Regions from separate parts of the Homo sapiens genome. Here region 1 is linked to region 2. Evidence: chromatin contacts called from ENCODE Hi-C or POLR2A ChIA-PET data. All regions are on one chromosome and are shown on one strand. Each heading gives the region's core, a stretch centred on a gene start or an enhancer-like site at or near the end of the contact. The rest is flanking DNA. Distances are from core to core; before and after follow the strand shown.

Region 1 (6,550 bases), core at 663-3,162, 74 kb before region 2:
CATGTGTGTTAACTGATTTTATCTTCATCACAACCTAATGAGGGAAGCTATAATAATGATCATTAACAATACTAATTATAGGAATATATAATATATAACAATTATTATTACATACAATAATAGTGAATAACAACAGATAAGCAATCATAATAATCAATCTCCACTTTTCAGATAAGGAAATTCTGACCCCAGAGAAGCTCGGGGACTTACCTGAGGGGTGGGGGCTGAGCTTCGTGCCCAGGTGTCCGGCTCCAGGAGCAGCACTCTAACCAGACCACCAGACTGCCTCCTTCCAGAACACACCTCAGAGCCTCCTTTAAAGCTGCCAGCTCAGAGAGCCAACAGAGTATGGAGGGCTTCTGAGGGCTCTGGACTTAGGGATTTGTGAGTCTGAACCCCAGCTCTGCCACTCCACATCCCACACCTGTTGCATCATCTATAAATGGGGATAATGACACCTACCTCACAGGCTTGTGGTGAGGCTTAAATGACAAAATGAATTAAAAGCACCTCTCCCAGGGTCGGCAACAAACGTCAGTTTAACCCAGTGACTATCAAGCCTGGCTGCCCATTTGAATCAACCAGAAAACTTTTAAAATGCTGATATCCAATCCTCAACCTCCTCATCCCTCTACATTTCTACCTCAACAGAAAGTTAGTCTCAAATCAGTAATCCACTGTGTCCCACCTGGAAATGATACCTGAAGCCCCTCAGACCAAAGACCAGCCTATATACCCTTTGCCACATTGATCGAGAATTACAGGGGAACTTTTAAACCCCTGAAGCCTCTGCCCCGGCTCTAAGACAACAGGATTCCCCCAAATGTTGTTTGATTGGACAAAGAAATTGCAGGTGCCAGGACCATTCCCAACCACTTGGCTAAGCTCATCCTTGTCCAGTGACCTTCCACACTTTCATCAGGACAGCACCTTCACTCAGCTGGCATCATATCTGACTCTCACAGAAGCTGCCCACCGCCCAGGCTGCCTCCCACCTCAGCCACAAGCCCCTGCATAGGAGGAAGCAGCCCAGAAGCTTTCCTGAGAAGCACCTTTCTGTCCCACCATTGCCTGTGTTTTAGAAATAGTCTGTGCCAAGGCCAGGTGTGATGGTTCACACTATAATCCTAGCACTTTTGGAGGCTGAGGTGGGAGGATCACTTGAGGCCAGGACTTTGAGACCAGTCTGGGCAACATAGCAAGATCCTGTCTCTAAAAAATAAGCTGGGTGTGGTGGCATGTGCCTACAGTCCCAGCTATTCAGGAGGTGTGGGTGGAAGGATTGCTTGATCCCAGGAGTTCAAGGCTGCAATGAGCTATGATTGTGCCACTGCTCTCCAGCCTGGAGTGAGACCCAGTCTGCAACAGATTGAGACCCTGTCTCCAAAAAAAGAGAAGAAAAAAGAAATAGTCTGTGCCAAGATCAACACAGTCAGCATTACTTTGACAATGCACTAACCAGAAGATCATGCAAGATGAGAGGTAGGACTGCCTGACTTAGGTTTTAAAATCTGAGTATATGCATACCTGTATGTGTATACACACACACACACTCACACACTCCAAGAACCATAGTACACTTTGTGCTCAAAGAGGGCTCTGCTTCGTTCAAGGACTGGGGATAGAAAGCAGGGAGGGCAGGGGGTAGCAAAAAACAGGGAAGGGAATACCAGGGTTGCCCATGGAAACTGGCAGGAATAAGAAAAATAATCAGCTCACATTTAACAGAAGAGAAAAGCACAGGTCTGGCCCTCCAAGGAGACAGACGGCAGGGAGGATGGGGACCAAGCAATGCCAGTTTCCTGGCTTGGGCTTCCATGCGTCTTTTCAGGACCTACTGCCAGTTGGCAAGAGGTGGCATGGAGGGACGGGGAGGGCCAGAGAGGGGGAAGGCAGCACAGAGGGGAGTTGAAGAGCCACTCACTCAACTGTTTCCCAGAAAGTGAAGGCGCCAAGCAGCCCTCGCGCTCTCGGGACACCTCCCCTCTGCCTCGGTCCAGGAAAGAGCCCAAGAGGATTGTCCGAGGCCTCACCTGGGTAAAGGAGCCATCCTCGCCACACTCTGGGACAAACACAGCTTCCTGAGGCTTCTTGGCTTGCTCCAGGGCTTGAGCCCGCTCCAGGCGACACTTGCTCTGGCCAGCATCTGAAAGAGGAGAGGAGCAGATTTCATATTTCACTTGGATTCGACACTGGGGCCGAGGGACAAAATGGCTGAGAAAACCACTCCACCTGTGCGGGAGCCCACACACAACTAACTGGCTTGTCCAACCCTAAAAGGGCCGTGGCTAGTAACTGCTGCACAGCCCCCCTTCCCCGTATGTCATTCATAGAAAAGCAGAGGATTCGTGTTTATCCCAAGTTCTGCCTGTCTTTTCTCCCAAGTACCTCTACCCTGGCCCCATAGAAAAAAAAATGTTTTAGTTCCATGATTTTTCACTGGGTTTATTCTAAAAGTGGTAAGCCTAACAGGGGCTCAACCATGTCTTATGGTTCAAGAATTGCAACCATTTTCTTTAGAAAATCAGAGGCTCTAGCGCAGCCTGCTTAGCCACCTACAATTCCTGTGATGGCTCTAAGCAGTCCGGGGTCACAAATTCAAATACGTACAGGACTCAGGAAAAAGATATAAATTAGAGAAACCAGCCGGATATGAGAGGAATGACATTCAGTTCTGAGAGACTATAGGGAGTGCTGTAAGACTGTGGCAAACTGGACAACAGGCTCCCCTTTAAAGCGGTAGCTGTTATGCAGGTCTAGCCATGTGTTGCTTTGTAGGAACACAGACCTAATGTTACCAGACCTTCCAATTTTGGAAAAGAAGGACAAAAAGCCAGATTTTTTTTCTTTGAATCTCCCAATTTTTAAATGTTATCCCAAATGTTTTTTGCTGTTTTTAAACAGGCAAACAGACCAAACAAAACACATCTGTTGGCCAACAATTTGGAATCACTATTCAGGAGCCAGCAATAATGTCTTGCGGTTTTAAGCATCTCCATAAAAAGAAAAAGGAAAGCGCTGGCCAGATAGCAGCACATCTCTTTAAGCCCTAGCCTGGGGGCAGTGTTTGAAAGATAGAAAAATGCTCATTCCTTCAGGTAGACCAGGCTTTCTTCCCTTGGCCCTGGTGGAAGGGGTGGAGAGATAGGAAAGCAAAGTGAGTGGACAGACTTACTCCAAGCTTCCCTGTTGCAAATGCATAGTGAGGGAGCTGGGGTGCCCAGGAACCTCTCCTTGGCTGGGCAGGGGTGCACACACTCACCTTTGCATCTACCTCGATGCACCACGCCCAGGGTCGGGTCTCGGCACTTGGCTCGCTGGTACTCACACATGGACTCGTAGGACCTGCCATCAGAGGCACAGATGGGTTTGGGTTGAGTCCTGGAGCAGTGGAGGTTGCACTGTGGGTCACGGTCACTTATTAGAAACTAGGTTGGAAAAAAGTGAAAGGGTACAGAGGTTACTTTTGCAAGAAAAGTAGGGGCGAGTCCATGACTTACAGTACTTGTTTGCCTTTAGAAAGTAAGTCCCTAATAAACCCAAATAAAACCCTAAAGGTGAAGGGAACGGAGCAGCCACAAAGTCTAACCAAGGAAGGCATCCTCTATGCATCATAAGAACAATAATGTCTAACAATTACTGACCATTAACAGGCATTGTGCCAAGTAATTCACATCCAGGATCTCAGTCCTCACAACAACCCTATGAAATAGAAACTCTATTCTGTAGACAAGGAAACTGAAGCCCAGAGACGTAACTTGCCCAGTGTCACATAGCTATAAGCAGTGGAGGCTGAATTAGAACCTAAATCTGTCAGAAGTAAAATCAAAGCTTTATCCTCTAGGATGTCCAGCCTCTTCATCCATGCAGATGGCCATGCAGCCTCTATTTGGGTGTATCCTCAAATCAGGAATATACCATAAATCTCCAAATTCCATCTCGGGAAAGTTTTATTTATTAGATCGTAGTGAGCTCCAAATCTATCATCCCTCCAATTTTTGCCCACCTCTCTCTGGCAGAATACAGAAGTTAAATAATTTTCTGTGAGAAACAGATTTCCTGATTTTTAAAATAACAACAATAATCAGCTTGGAAAATGCTGAGTTAAGCAGATTTTCTTGGTGAAGGGCTTCTCAGATGACTCTGATACATTCTTATGCATTGTGAACCTCCAAGACGCATAGTAAATTAAAGACAGCTACAAATTATTTGCTACTCCTCTCATTGAGCTATGGAGTCTAATTTCCTCTCCCTTGAATCTGGACTGGCCTCAGAAACTTGCTTGACCAAGAAAATACTATGGGAGTGGTGTCTGGGGACTTCAAAGTTAGGTTACACGAAGCCTTGCAGCTCCTTCCTGGGCCTCTTGTAATAATCACTCTTGAGGAAACCAGCTGCTGTGTAAGAAGCCTAACAACCCTGAGACCACCATATTATGAGGAAGCCCAAGTTTACCCATGTCAAAACCATGCAGACAGAGAAATGCCCAACCAACCCAGGCACAGAGACATGCTGAGTGAAGAAGCCTTCAGGTGAGTCTAGTCCCAGCTGTCATCTAATTGCAACTCAGAGAGATGAAAATAAATAATTGCATGAGAGACCCCAAAGTCAGAACCACCCAGCTGAGCCCAGTTAACCCACAGAACTGAGAAAGATTATAATAATAAATTGTTTTAAGCCGTTAAGTTTTGTGGTAGTTTGTTACACAACAATCGACCAGATCAAGGGGCATATACAATGAAGCATCTTCCAGTTACTTAACCATGAACCCCTATATCAGGGAACCCCCTGTTAACAACAACAGAATACAGTTGGAGAACAATAATTGGGCTATTACAATCCATGAGCTTCTGCTCCATAACCCATGATTAGATTGTACAGGCCTTGAGACCTGGGTCCACCCTTATCTACTCCCATATAGCAGAGTCCTGAGCACACAGAATGAGGCTCTTCATCAGATTGGGTTGAGGGAATGAATGTCCCACAATAATGAATGGCAATGTCATGAGCACAAATCAGGCCATCGGTAATCATAGAGTTGACTATGTAATCAAACCAAGCTCATAGAGGTTTTGGGAAGGTGTGAACACAAGCTCTGTCTCTAATGTATTTGTGGGCCCTTTGTGTGAAGCAAATAGATGAGAACTTGTTGACCCTTTTCTAGAACAGCAGAGAAAGTTTCAGAGGTAGTACCACACCCTTCAAGGGAGTACTGGAAATACACACCCCACACTGGCCAAACTCAAAGAGGGCCCGAACCTGTCCATAAATACACAGACCACATCCCAGCTATAAAACCAGTCCCTCCTTGGGACTGGACCTCATGCCTGGGTGCTGGCTGCCCAGCACAGGGATGGAGCAGCTGAGGGCTGAAACCACTGCACAGGCCTTGTCCAAATGGACAGTGAAATTGCGCTTTCTCTTCAGACACCTTGGGCTCCCACGCACTCACAGGTCACACCTGAATCTTGCCCAGGGCCCAAAGGGAAATATCCAGATAGTGTCTCATGAGCACAGCATTTGATAGAGTCCAGTGCTCAGGGGCAAAAATAAATAACTCAGATCATCATCTCCAGAGAAGCCCACTGCCTCCAGGGCTGCCCCACAGAAGAGGGGTGAGCTGACGGGGAGAAATGGGAGAGGACAGCATTGTTCAGTCAAGCCCTGCACACGATCCCCAGCCTCAACCCCCCTCGAGTTGCCCCTGCTTTAAACCCATGAGCTCGGGGACCCTTACATCGTCTCCCCGGCCTGGTGAGAATCAGACCCGGGGGCCCCTCTCTGGCCCTTTGCTCTCTCTTCCCTGCTCCCCCTTGCTCCCTGCTGGTGGGGCACACGGGCCTGCTTCCCATTTATCAAATGAGCTACCTCTGCTGCTACTTCCAGGCCTTCAGGCACGCTGTTCCTTCTCCATTCCCTCCCACCCTGCTTCGGATTTTGGCTCAGGCGGTCTCTTCCAGGAGGTTCTCCCTGACTCTCCCAGGTGAGGACAATCTCCTGTAATACTCTCTCACACTTCATTTTTCCTTCATGGCTCTTCACACAGTTTGTAATGAAGAATTCATTTGCATGATTTGGTTACCAGTGGAATCCCCAGCTCTGAGCTCCATGAAGATGAGAACGATGTCTGCTTTGCCTGTGAACACCTCCCCCGAGCATCTAGCACAATCCTGGGGCCCTCCGTCATGTGTGGGAGGAGTGCAGCCCTGTAGCAGCATCTCATGCCTGCCATTCCCTCAACACCTGCCAGTGGGACATCACAGGCCTGGCTTTCCGGGCTCCTGCCACCCCCAGGGATCGCTGGGGCCACTCCTCATGCCCCTGTGCTTACAGCCTTGCCGTCCTCAGCCATGTTCTCCCATCCCACTTCTGCATTGCACGTGGGCAGAGGTGGCCCAGAGCCTGCCATCTTTACTCCACCTCAGAACAAGAACTCTCATCAGGAGTGTCTTGAGCTGGGCCTGACCTCCCTGGAGGGCAGGGCTGTCTCACCTGGATGTTCAGCATCTGGTGTCTGGCACACAGAGTAGGTGCTTGGTCAACAGTTTTT
Region 2 (6,442 bases), core at 1,835-4,334:
AATCTGATACTCGATAGCCGCTGGTTTCCAGAGTCAAACAAATGTCAAGAATTTTATGAAGGAAGGCAGGAAGCAAATAAGGGGGCGAGGACTGGGGTCTAGGCCTCGGGGGAGCTCAATTAGTGAGCCAGATAAAGTTAAACTGAAAGGGCATGCTCTTGGTTTCCTAGAAAGCCAGCTGGAAAAGATGCCAATCCTTAAGCCTCTGTCACTCAAAAGATTAACAGAAGAGACTTAGGAGCGCCCACAGGGAATAATGCAACAAGCCAGATGTTTCTGCTCCTCGGATGACGCCGCTCTCAACAACCAGAGCTACACTTTTGAGGCCCCCAATAAGCCATAGAAAAGAACTGGAGTCTTTGGGGATAGGTTGAAATTCAGTCATTTGCCTTAAGTGATACAGACACCAAAAAAATATTAACAATTTCTCTGCAGACTCCCCTGATGTATCCGGGTTCTGTATTTCTCATCGAGCCATCTCTTTCTTTAACAGAAACAGCATCACTCGGATGAACACTCACTATAGCTGCCTGGTGGTGGGGAGAGCACACAACTTTTCAATCCATATAAACTGGAAGCTCAGGCAAGTCGATTGGCCACCCTGAGTCTCACTTTGTCATCTGTAAAATGGCTTTTAAAAGACCCAACTTCTTGTTCTCGTTCGAGTAAGAGATCATGTAAAGTGCCCAGCCCAGATGTTCATAAGTGGTAGCTCTTATTGTTATCTATAAACACAACCAGGTAACCACATGCTCGAGACAGCACCTTCTCCTTGGTACTTTCTAAACACACCAAGATGTGTGTGCACATGTGTGTGTGTGTTTGTGCATGTATGTATTTGAGTGAGAGAGAGAAAGAGGGAAAAAAAGAAAGAAGGAGAGAGAGAGTGTGAAGCAGCTTGGACATACACCAGCCTATTTACAATTCCTGCTTACGTTCCATCACTTCTATCAAATTAATAAACTAGAGGAGCTGGAAGGAACCTAACCACGGTGCCTGATTTCCCCTCAAGTCCCTAGCTTTCCCCTAAAGGTTGCTTCCTCTGATTCCAGGAGGCCAGGAAGGAGAGCCATATGGCTTGAGACTCTAGACAAGCCCAGCAGCAAACAAACGAGCCCCCCACCATTTGTCTCAGGGCCTCTCTCCTTTCGACCCTCCTGTGGGCGGCCATCCAGATTTCAGTCGGGGTGCTCTGGTCTGCATCTCTGTCTTGACTGTTCCTAATTATTGGAGGGAACGCATGGCTCGCCTGACCTCAGAGTTTAAGAGCTCTGAGTCCTAATATCAAACCAAGCAGCTTCATTTAAAAGGCATCCTCATCTGCATCCATAAAAGTCACTCCTGGAGCCCTTACTTGCCCCAGCTTTGGGAATGCCTGCTGTCGAGGATTTATGACACGCCCTGGATCTAATCTGCCACACTTTAACTGCTGCTGTTGCACATCTGGTCATAAAAGCAAGGGCTGGCCCAACACGGGGACAAACACTTTTCTTTCCTAAATGGCTGCAAATCTGATCTCACAGTGATACCTGGGCTTGGATGTAATCAACCCAGCATCTGGGCAGTCATTAAGACTTGTCAAGCATTGCAAGACTTTTTCTCCACACGACAGCTATAAAGATGATTCTCATATAGTAAAAGCTATGAATAAACAACCTGCAATCTGAACAGGTGGTAAAGGGCCAGGCCCAAGGATGTTCAAGAAAGAAAGCACGAGTTGGTTGAGCCAACCTTGTTTTCACAAAGATCCTAGCTACTTTCACATGGACTCTCAGGCTGCCAGTTAAGAGTCAATTGCCCTGACATAAACTGATGCTTGGCCAGAGATTGCCTGGATTAAGTTTGGTCAAAAGAACCACTAGGTCGTTTAATAGTACATGTTTCAAGGCAGTGAAATTCTTTATTAGACCAATTGGTGGGGGGTGTTGCGGGGATAATCTAGACCAGAAATGAACACAATACTGTCGGTTCCAGGAGATTTTACAATGCCCTGGACAATCTGTCCTGTGCACAGAATTGGCAGGTTTCATGTCGTTCAGAAACTCCAATCAGACCAAGGTTCAACGAGTAATTCAACCTCCCAGCACTGAACCCAGGGGGAGAGACCCCTGAACATTGCGCAACTCTCCCCTCCCACCTCTTTACAGTACCCCACCTCTGACCCTCTTCCAGTGCCTGCCCGGCAGGAGGTGACATTAAAATTATCTGCTGTGGGTTTTACGAGCAGTGATCGCTTTTTAAAACAACAACACAAGGTCCTTGTGTGGCTCGCGGGTAACCTAAAACTCTCCAGGCAGAGCTGCACCCGCCCCCGTCCCAACCCCCGCCGCCTGCCAACAACTCCAGCGCGCTGGACCGGGCGCCAGCGTGAGACCACAGGGAAGCCCTGCATGAGCGGAGAGCGAGCTTCTCTCCGACGCAGGAGGCACCTCTGAGGGTCTTGAGCAAAATGCAGGAGAGAAGAGATTGGGAAAGAAAACCCACCAGTGACAGTTCGGGGACAGGGGAGGGATGGTGGGTCAAGAAAGGGAGAGTGGTGGTGGCTCCAATGGGAGAAAAAAAATATTTCAGCAACTTCACCAAGCCCGCAGGGGACCTGGTAGTAGACAGAGGACAACAGGTCTCTGACATCTCTCTTCCCCCTCCTCCTTCCCTCAGGGATGAGGGGGGAAGCAACCTCCCCTCCCTCCGCAGGTGGGCGCAAAGCTGGGGGCGCACTTACCCTGGGGCCTGTGGTGCGGTGGCCGCGAGCAGGGGACAGCTGCACCAACACCAGCAGCAAGTGGGGCGTGAGCAGGCGGGCGCAGCGCGCGGGCAGCATGGTGCCAGCCAGGCTGGGCAGCCGGCAGCGAGCGGGGTTCGCGGGCTCCGCGGGGCGCACAGCGCGCCTCCCTTCCTTCCTTCGCTCGGGGCCCTCGCGGCGGCGGGGAGCGGGCCGTGGTCCTGCGGCGGGGGCTCGCAGAGGCTGCGGTCAGGGGACACAGTCATGAACCGCGCAGGAGGGGAGCTGGAGCGCGAGCGTGTGCTCTGCGCGCGGCGCTAGCTCCGCTCGGCGGGGCCCAGGCGGCAGCAGGTTGGACGCCTGAGCCCGGGCCATGGGAATTCCCGTTATAAACCCCCGGGAGGGGCGGGGCGGAGCACGGCGGGCCTGATTGACGGGCCAAGAGGCCTGTTGAAGCCGACCCTCTGGCAGGTGAAAGCCAATGGGAGAGGGGCAAGAGGAGCCACTCGTGGTCAACCCCCCGCCGAGGAGCTCCGCGGGAGTAGGCCCCGGGAGAGAGTGGGATAAAGAGTAACTTTCTCCCGGCACTCCTGCCCGAGGAAGCCTGAGAGAGCCCCAGCAGCCGGCACCCACCAGAAGGCTCACCTGGCTAATAATAATGCCTTAAGCATGTATATTTCTTAGCTCAAGCTCGTGATTGTCCCAACATCCTGGTGAAGTAGGCAGGGAAAATACTCCTAGCCCCATTTATCAGATGAGAATGCTGTGACACGAAGGCGCCGAGAGATCTGCCTCCCTGCTGCATCTGGGAAGAGTAACTGGGAAGTCGCTGGATGACCCGCACAGGGTGGGCTGTGGCGTTGGAGTGGGGAATGGGAGCATCCACTTCTTTCAAAGACTCTCCCTGGGAGGTGACATCCTGAGTCTCACAGCGGCTGCCCCGGGAGAAGTCGCAAGGGACAAGGTGAAGCGTGTGCTGGGCATTGGCCGCTGGGGAGGGCCTCTTGGGTACGGTAACCCCCTACACACACACACACACACACACACACACACACACACACACACACACACACACACATCTCCCAGCCCTATGGTCCGTATGATCCAGGATTGGAACTCAGGCATCCTAGCTTCCCCCTCTGAACTGGAGGGCAAGGGGCAGCCTCTCTATAGCCCAGCAGCTCTGGAAGAGGCGGGCAGAGAGGCCCTGGTCCCCTGATGGGAGACAAGGAGGAAAAGTATAGATGAGGAGGCGGCAGTCTGAGGATGCAGAGATCCCAGAGATGGGGTAGAACAAGGAGAGGAGATCTCTCCCGGGTGCCCGACCCTCTTGGAGAGGACAGCTCAGCGGAGCTTCAGTCAGATGTTGGGGGGCTCTGCCCAGGGCCATCCCCGGAAGGCCATCTTGGGAATGGTCACAGCTGCATCACACCGGCTCCTCAACAGAGCAAGGTGCTCAGCTGCCTTCAGTGAGACTGACATCTCCAGGAAATCACAGGGAAGGGGGCGGGGGGGCGCAAAATGAAACCCAGAGCGATCTCCTTATGTGGAGAACAACCTTTAGTGCTTACTTCCATCAGTATGGGCTACTTCGCAGGGAGGGATTCTTTTCTATAATTTGATTGTAAGCATCAGTGCCACACTCCCCCTCCCTATCTGGTCTGAGAGGTCCTAAGATTAGCTCTGCTCCCTCAGGGCTTCTCTCCTGGATTCCATGAAACAGCTTCGCACCTGACTCCTGAATTCAGTTTTGCCCTCTCTCCACACTGGCCCCATCCAACCTCCACACGGCAGCCAGTGTGTCTATTCGCTATTTAGAAGCCAGTGATCCTTTTAAGCAGCAAACCGGAACTCACCATTCCCTGCTTAAACGACTTCCCCTCTCCCCATTGCCCTCTGACAAGAAAGCTCAGACTGGATGCTGGAACAATAACAAAGTACTTGTGGTTCTCCAAACAAAAATGAAGCGCACTTCTAAAAGAATGGTCTATCTTTTCCTCCACTGGGAATGAGTGCTTTGGTCAGACAGACTCTGGAGCTGTACAGCAGGGTTCAAATCCTGAGTCTGCCACCTAGTGGTATAAGCTTGAAGAAGTCACTTGACTCATCCAGGGTCCCGTTTTTCTCTCTGTAAAATGGGGATAAAAATAGTATCCCCTGCCATGAGATGTTGTCAAAAGTAAAGGAGATGGAGTCTTTAAAGCCCTTAAAATAATTAAGTGAAAAGTATCACAATATGGCATTTGAAGAGGACAGGACAAATGCCTCATCTCATTTTATCCTCAGAACAATCTTCTGAAATAGGTCAGACATTCCTACTTTACAGGTAGATAAGTGAATACTCCATGAGATTGTGACTTGCCTGGCCTCATTTGGCTGGCAAATGACAGAGCCGAGACGCCGAGACTCAAGGCAAGGTTTTTGGAGTCTAATTCTGCTTCCATCATGTGATGGCTGCAATCTCCAGTCTCAAATCCCATAGGGTTGGACGTTCCTCTGTGCTAATTGGGAATTTCTTCAGTGGCCTACAAGGTGAACTGAGACTGGTGAGCTCCACTGAGCTTCAGAGGAAAAGGATGTAAACATCAGGGGTCAGCCCTTCCTGGAAACAGCCCTTGTGACCTGGCATCCTGGAGTTTGCCCAGCTGGACTTGTGACACTTGTCCAGTACCGTGCCCTGTGCAGCACTGACATCAATATCCATGTGTCCACCTAAGTGTTCACCCTCCAGGGGCTCAACAGGATGGAACTGTTACCATCGGGCTCAGCAGTGTGACAGGCTTTTCCTGACTCTACCACCTGGCTACATTCACCTATCAAGCTGGTCAACTCCTTCCTGTTGCTGGAACTATTGAGAAATCTGCTGGAGTAAGTAAATATGCTTCAGATGGCCCTGAGTATCTGGCAGCACAAAGTGCCCAGGGAAAAAGCATTGCAATAGCCCTTTCCATCCCTAACATCAAATGCTGCTTTCCAGCCAGAAAGCTTATTTCCAAGTGTTCACTGGTCCAAAAATCTACATTATTCTGGATTTCAATCATGTAGTTTAGTTCAAACTATGAGCAACTGCTTTCCAGTTACTCTGCTCAGCAAGTATTTTCTTTCCCTCTGGTTGGCATATGAGGCCTGTTGTAACCATGGCCATCATTCAGATGATGCATTTTCTTCTCCCAACTCCTCCCAAGCCCAGAGAAGGTTAGGAATTCCAGAGAACCACTAGTCCCAAACAGTATCTCTCTGCCAGGCTTAATCTTCTGATCCAAGCAAAAAAAGTAAAATTGACAAGTTTCTTCTTTCCCTGGAGGCCAGACTCATGGTCCAAAAATAATCTGACTATCTTGGCATCTGGTTTGTCCAGTTTCAGTCATACTCCTTGTCTTGTGGGACTTCTATTTGCAATGGGATATTTCAGTAGATGAAAATTAATACTTTATATCACAGATTGAGGTCTGAAGGCCTCAAATATTTAGTACTAACTAGAAATGCCAGTTTCAAATATATCTGTGTTTCTGGCCAGGCGCGGTGGCTCACCCCTGTAATCCCAGCACTTTGACAGTCCGATGTGGGCAGATCACTTGAGGCCAGGAGTTTGAGACCAGACTGGCCAACATGGCAAAACCTCATCTCCACTAAAAATAGAAAAATTAGCCGGGTGCAGTGGTGTATGCCTGTAATCCCAGCTACTCGGGAGGCTGATGCAGGAGAATTGCTTGGGAGATG

Evidence for each region. Hi-C counts contacts between places; a loop is a spot of excess contacts on that map. ChIA-PET counts read pairs that join two places held with the same protein, here RNA polymerase II (POLR2A). Pooled maps may share reads with other maps.
Region 1: a map of posterior cingulate gyrus shows a loop between it and region 2 (2.0-fold over the local background). The contact joins the enhancer-like site here to the promoter of SMOC1 in region 2. A Hi-C loop is called at or near these places in 4 of 168 maps with a recorded cell type or tissue (Calu3, dorsolateral prefrontal cortex and posterior cingulate gyrus) and 3 of 50 pooled maps. POLR2A ChIA-PET finds 5 or more read pairs at or near these places in 2 of 52 experiments (AG04450 and HepG2).

What each region holds. Positions count from the first base shown.
Region 1 is chr14:69,949,016-69,955,565 of GRCh38, reverse strand. It overlaps SMOC1 (SPARC related modular calcium binding 1), which reads right to left. Exons shown (of 12, transcript NM_001034852.3): 2 at 3,263-3,428; 3 at 2,034-2,146. Among named protein-coding and RNA genes, the nearest start is that of SNORD169, 26 kb to the left of the region's middle. RefSeq lists an enhancer at 1,985-2,486. Within about 2 kb of position 1,912, at least 3 of the 41 ENCODE cell types and tissues checked have a DNase peak (open chromatin) inside an H3K27ac peak, as active enhancers do.
Region 2 is chr14:69,876,058-69,882,499 of GRCh38, reverse strand. It overlaps SMOC1 (SPARC related modular calcium binding 1), which reads right to left and starts at 3,084. Exons shown (of 12, transcript NM_001034852.3): 1 at 2,723-3,084. The coding sequence starts at 2,821. RefSeq lists a silencer at 2,897-2,986.